2 separate regions of the Homo sapiens genome follow, and region 1 is linked to region 2. A link is a loop called in an ENCODE intact Hi-C map of the cell type or tissue named here. Cell type or tissue: IMR-90. All regions are shown on one strand. Each heading gives the region's core, and the rest is flanking DNA. Links, peaks and the distances in the headings are about the cores only.

Evidence for each region. A loop is a pair of places that touch in the nucleus more often than their neighbours do. Peaks named below come from ENCODE experiments on the same cell type or tissue, not always from the same donor. Only the 100,000 strongest peaks of a DNase experiment are listed, where the experiment ranks them.
Region 1: a loop joins it to region 2, with 2.3 times the contacts of the local background. A loop is called at or near these places in 1 of 110 quality-filtered maps.

What each region holds. Positions count from the first base shown.
Region 1 is chr9:111,107,713-111,110,636 of GRCh38, reverse strand. No RefSeq gene overlaps it. Among named protein-coding and RNA genes, the nearest start is that of LPAR1, 71 kb to the right of the region's middle. In IMR-90, for the core only: no CTCF peak of the experiment used is centred there; a DNase peak (open chromatin) is centred at 1,486.
Region 2 is chr9:111,055,451-111,058,374 of GRCh38, reverse strand. No RefSeq gene overlaps it. Among named protein-coding and RNA genes, the nearest start is that of LPAR1, 18 kb to the right of the region's middle. In IMR-90, for the core only: no CTCF peak of the experiment used is centred there; a DNase peak (open chromatin) is centred at 1,624.

The sequences.
Region 1 (2,924 bases), core at 137-2,636, 52 kb before region 2:
TGAAGCTTGCTTCCAAATAAAGAACATCCTAGAGAAATGGGACAGGCTGCATCTGAGCATGATATAATTCATGGTATAATTCTGGTGGCATTTTGGCTTTTCCCTGTTGCTGGCTTAAGATTCACCTTTCTTGAGTCTGCTAAGTTGGTTACCATTCATCTTTCTGTGATTTTAGTTTCCCCAAATTTGTTGTTGTTATTTTGCTCTGGGATGGGCTGGCTCTGGGATGATGACAATAGAGCTTTCTTTTTCCCCAGTGTCATGATGCCCTACTGTAGCCACGGTCTATACATGGAAAATTTGTCAGAATCACTACATGAGGACTGAGGGCTGCTTTACATGGTTGTAAAGTTTGTCCATTTGACAAAAGGTGTCTGGCCCAGGGAATGAACGGTGGTTAGCATTCCGCTCTGCTCTGCTCACTAAGCCATGCCCCCACAGTCTGGGTCTGTGCAGAGGGAGCATCTTTTTTATTGTCTCTACAGAGGGAGTACCTTTTACAAAGGGACTACATTTTTCTAGCTCATACAATGATGCTACTGTAGAAGGCAGCAGCTGCCCTATCAGGACTGGGCTTGGCCCATCCTGGGACCTGTGAGTGAGTGATATTTTCCTTCAAGGACTGCCAATGTGTGTCCTACTTAGCAGGATTACCTTTAAGGCCTTCCACTTGTCTGTTTACTTCTTGCCAAACAGACACCTGCACAGGGCCCTGGAAAAGTGGGCCAAGAGCTGTAGTTCCTCCCTGTTGGCTAACTGAACTATTTCCTCCCACCAAGTTCCAGCAACTAAGTTATCTCACCTTCCTGTAACCACATCAAACATTTATCCCATTCTGTACAGCAAACCATCATGGCACATGTATACCTACGTAAGAAAACTGCACGTTCTGCACATGTACCCCAGAACTTAAAGTATAATAAAAGAAGAAGAAAGAAATGGCAAGAATGAGCCAGGCGAGGTGGCTCACACCTGTAATCCCAGCACTTTGGGAGGCTGAGGTGGGTGGATCACCTAGGTCAGGAGTTCGAGATCAGCCTGGCCAACATGGTGAAACCCTGTCTCTACTAAAAATACAAAAATTATCTGGGCATGGTGGCGGGAGCCTATAATCCCAGCTACTCGGGAGGCTGAGGCAGGAGAATTGCTTGAACCTTGGAAGCAGAGGTTGCAGTCAGCTGAGATCATGCCATTGCACTCCAGCCTGGACAACAAGAGTGAAACTCCGTCTCAAAAAAACAAAAACAAAAAACAAAAACGCATACCCTGTCCCTCAGCACAAAAAAAAAAAAAAAAAAAAAAAAAAAAAAAAAAAAAAAAAAATTTATTCTGTGAGAATCTAGGGAAGAGGATCTGATAAGCCAGAGACCAATACACAGCTGGCAAGCACCAAGTTCTCACTGGAGAAGATCACGTAAGTGAGGACATAAATATGATTTTGCTCTCACCACAACCACCACAACCAGATGATGCAGGCTATGACAAAGTTGTGCACAGTCCTGGCAAGGAGAACTGCTGCTGCTCAGTTCCTGTTGGGCAATCCATGATCCAGAGCAGCAGCTCACAACCAGAATCTGATATTTCTTTCCTCCGCACCTTCAGGTCAAAGGGTGCTGCTAGCTTCCTTTGGGTTCCTTTCATCGTGGTCTGTGTACATAGTTCCTTCATTAAAAAGTCTCCAGAAATTCCATCTAAGAGTATGGTTGGTTCCCTGTCAGGCCCTTGGCTGGTACATCATTATGAAATTACAAAACCCTGGAGACAGACAGAAAAATCCTATAAGCTTGGAGGTAGAGGTGGATGGTGGGGAGATGTTAGCAGAGAACGATTTTGGATTTCTCAACAGCAAGAGAGGAGACTAGAAATCTATGGATCTTTTTTTTAAATACTAAAAAAAAAAAAAATGTTCCACCTAGAATTCTATTCCCAGTCAGAATATCGTTAGTATGCAATGGACTGAAGATGTTTTCAGACATTTGGAGTCTCTAGGAATTTACCATCCAAACATCCTTTGTCAGGAAGCTACGAGAGGAGATGTTCCACCACAATGAGAGAGTAAACAAAACAGAAGACATGTGACCCATGAAACAGGAGATCCCCCGGAAGGCAGAGGCAAAGGGAATCCTCAGGGTGAGGCCAAGGAAGATCCCAGGGTGGCAGCCGCTTAGCAGGTGTAGGGAGCCACCGAACAAGTGAAGACAGGTCAGCAAGCTCCAGGAGACAGCTCCAAAAGAAGGAATTATTAGGGTGAAAGAATATATTGAAAGGAGATTTAGGCAATGGAGAAGAACTTGGTGCATTTGTGATGAATGTATAGAAAACAAAGCAAATAAAAATGTAATTAGTAATACCATAGAAAACAAAAGTGCTGGCCCAACTGGGTTCAATGTAAATATTGACTATTGAGCTAAACAAAATTAATATCTAAACATGCCAGGAATATCAGGGGATAGGATGTGTGTGTGCATGTATATGTGTATGTGCATATATGTGTGTGAGTATATATGTGTATGTATATACATGTATATGAATGTGTTTGTATGTGTGAGTGAGCACACATATGCATGTGTGTATGGGTATGTGTGAGTGTACATGGGAATGTGTGTGTGCATACATGCATGTATGTGTTTGGGGATGGTGGAAGTGGGGAAGAGGTAAAGAAGTAGTCTACGCAGAGGAGCAAGCCAGCCAATACATAATGTCTAAAACTGACAAATCAAGAAATATCGCTATAAACATGCTACTGAGATATATGGAAATAAATAAAATAATTCACTGAAATAAGTAGTTGTCTTTGGGTAGCAAGAAATGGGAGCGAGCTATGGTACAAAAGATTGTCGTTTTGTTTTTTGTTTTGTAATTTACTTTTCTTTTTGTCACAAGCCTTATTAACTTTAAGTTATGTGCAGGTATAATTTTGAAAA
Region 2 (2,924 bases), core at 129-2,628:
CATGTCCCCATGTTCTTTCACTTTCAGGTCAGGCATATGTCTTTCCCCTAGGACCTACTGATCCTGAGTAATATCACAATAATGACCATGTTGTAAAACTCCTTGTAGTGTTGATTTTATAGGTCACTTCCATTTTCTGTAACTTCATGCCACACTTCGTTTCTCCTGCAGATGGATATTTTTTTAAATTTCATGTTTCACTTTAAGAAAATGGGGGTACACAAAGATTCATAGCAAGGTAGTTTGTAAAGAATTTTAGGGGTAAGAAACCTTTATTTAATGAACAGAATAATGGATCTCTCCAAGAATTTTTTTTTTTTTTGAGACGGAGTCTCACTCTGTCGCCCAGGCTGGAATGCAGTGGCGCGATCTCGGCTCACTGCAAGCTCTGCCTCCTGGGTTCATGCCATTCTCCTGCCTCAGCCTCCCGAGTACCTGGGACTACAGGCACCTGCCACCACGCCTGGCTAATTTTTTGTATTTTTAGTAGAGATGGGGTTTCACCGTGTTAGCCAGGATGGTCTCGATCTCCTGACCTCGTGATCTGCCCTCCTTGGCCTCCCAAAGTGCTGGGATTACAGGCGTGAGTCACCACGCCCAGCTGGCTCTCCAAGATTCTTTAAAGACTGGACCTATTGATAGGTGGTTGTATACCGTGGGGTTTTCTCTAAGGCTTGGAATAGACAAGCCATTTGTTACACTAATGCCAAGGCTCTGTTCATATTGATGAGGAATAAGTGGGGAGCAGAGAATTTTGTTTTACCATTGTTCTTTTGAATAAGATAGATTAGTTGGGACTTCCACAATGTGCTGTGTGGCGAGGTGGCTAAGAACACAGACTGTATCAACATCCTAGTTCTGCCACTTACTGCCTACTTGATCTTAGGTAAGTTACTTGACTTCAGTATTCCTTATTCTTCAATAAAATGGAAATAATAACAGTATTCATGTCACAGAGTTGTGATGCTCATAGGAGTTAATGTGTATAAAATGTTTAGAGTAGTGTAAGAACCTGAAAGTAATATAAGAGCCAGGTAAGGACATACTAAGAACTTTGTTAGTGATTATTATATTATTTTTCATGAGAATTGCTACATAAATATTCCATGAACAAAGTGAAAGAAGTGGCTGGGTGAAGTGTAATCTCAATCTCATGCGTGTAATCTCAACACTTTGGGAGGCTGAGGCAGGAGGCTTGCTTGAAGCCAGGAATTTGCGGCCAGGAGTTCGAGACCACTCTAGACAACATAGAGAGAATCTGTTTCTACAAAACAATAACAATAAAAGAAAAGAAAAGAAATAAAAAGTTTAAAGTGAGAGAAATATGCAGTAGTAAGTTCCTTGAAGAAACAACCAAAGCATAAAACCCAGATTTTCTTTTTATGAATTCTGCCTAAATTATCCACTTCTGAGTAAGAAGGTGGAAGTAGCATACTAACGGAAAAACAGGCTAATGAGCCTACCCTAGTTTCACATTCAAGAGGTGGAATAATTTATGGGAAAGCTTTCAAAGCTTCCAAATACTGCAATCAAATCACTATATGGAGAAAGCTACAAAATCAAATTCCAAACAATGAAGACATCAGTTTCTTAATGGAACAGTTCCAACCATCTGGCATTCGTATGTTGTTTGTAGGGGTGGTTATTGTACAGATATAATGACCCAGTTCCACCTCTAGGCAAGAAGCTTTCATGAAGGAAGTTTACGCTGGCCACTTGTGGCTGGTTAAAATGACCAAAAGAGTTTTCTTTCCTTTTTTTTTTTTTTTTTTAAACTGTGCTATTGTTAATATTTCAAATTTGGACCTTTTCCCAGCAAAACACAAAAAGAAGAAGCTTCAAATACATTCATAGAGTGCAAGAAAGTGAGCAGAAGGAGGTTTCAATGTTTCAGAAAGAAATTTTTTCTTCAAGGCAATTTTTTTTAAAAGAAGTGCCTTATTACATAGGCTGGATCCAGTATTAATGATAATCAGTTATTTTTATTAAACAGGTTTAAATTTTGGATACTTTTTTTAAACTACACCTTAAAAACGGACTTTGGATAAAACTGGAACACAAAAAGCAAAGACATTTTGTTTTCTTTTGGATGCACTGCCAATTTTGTTAGCATAGTATCTTTTCCATTTACTATGGAACTTGACCTACAGTCTAAGGTTCAATTGTTCATTTAAAATTAATTAATTCCACAAATATTTACTGTATAACTAGAAAGTGCTAGATACTGAGGTAGGTATATTTAATGGAGTGCAAAAAAGTGGTTTTAAAGAAATTGGAACAGGCAGGTTGTGAAAAGGGTAGGTTGGTACAAAATGTTAACAGCATGAGAGATTTTTTTAAAAAAGATAACCAGATAAGATGAAAAAGAAAATGGAAGACAAAAGGGAGACATGCAAGAAAAATTAAAATGCATTCTAAATAAAATCTATATTGGAGTAATTGAAGAGAAAAATGTTCTGGATAATAGCAATGTGGATTTTACAGTTTATAAGCTCTCCTAGGATGCAGTGGGGAAAGGCAAAGAGATAAAAATGACAAGTGACTGACTGAATGGAGAACAGAGATCTCAATATATGGATAAGGCTGTTCTTGAAGGAGACTGAAATGAACAAAAGCCACAATTAAATATATGGTAGAGGAAAACTTTCCTGAACCTATTTTATGAAGGTTTATATACTTATTTATAATCCTATTACACAAAGACCTATTTGTGTAGATTTGAAGGGTTTCTTAGTTCCAACATAGCTTTTTAAGAGAAAAAAACATTTAAAGATGTGCTGAGACTAAAATATAGATCATTGCTGGAGTGCATTTGGGCTGCTATAGTAAAATACACTAAAATGGGTAGCTTTTAAACAAAAGAAATTTATTTAAAACAGTTCTGGAGGTTGGGAAGTTCAAGATGAAGGCACCAGCAGATTTGG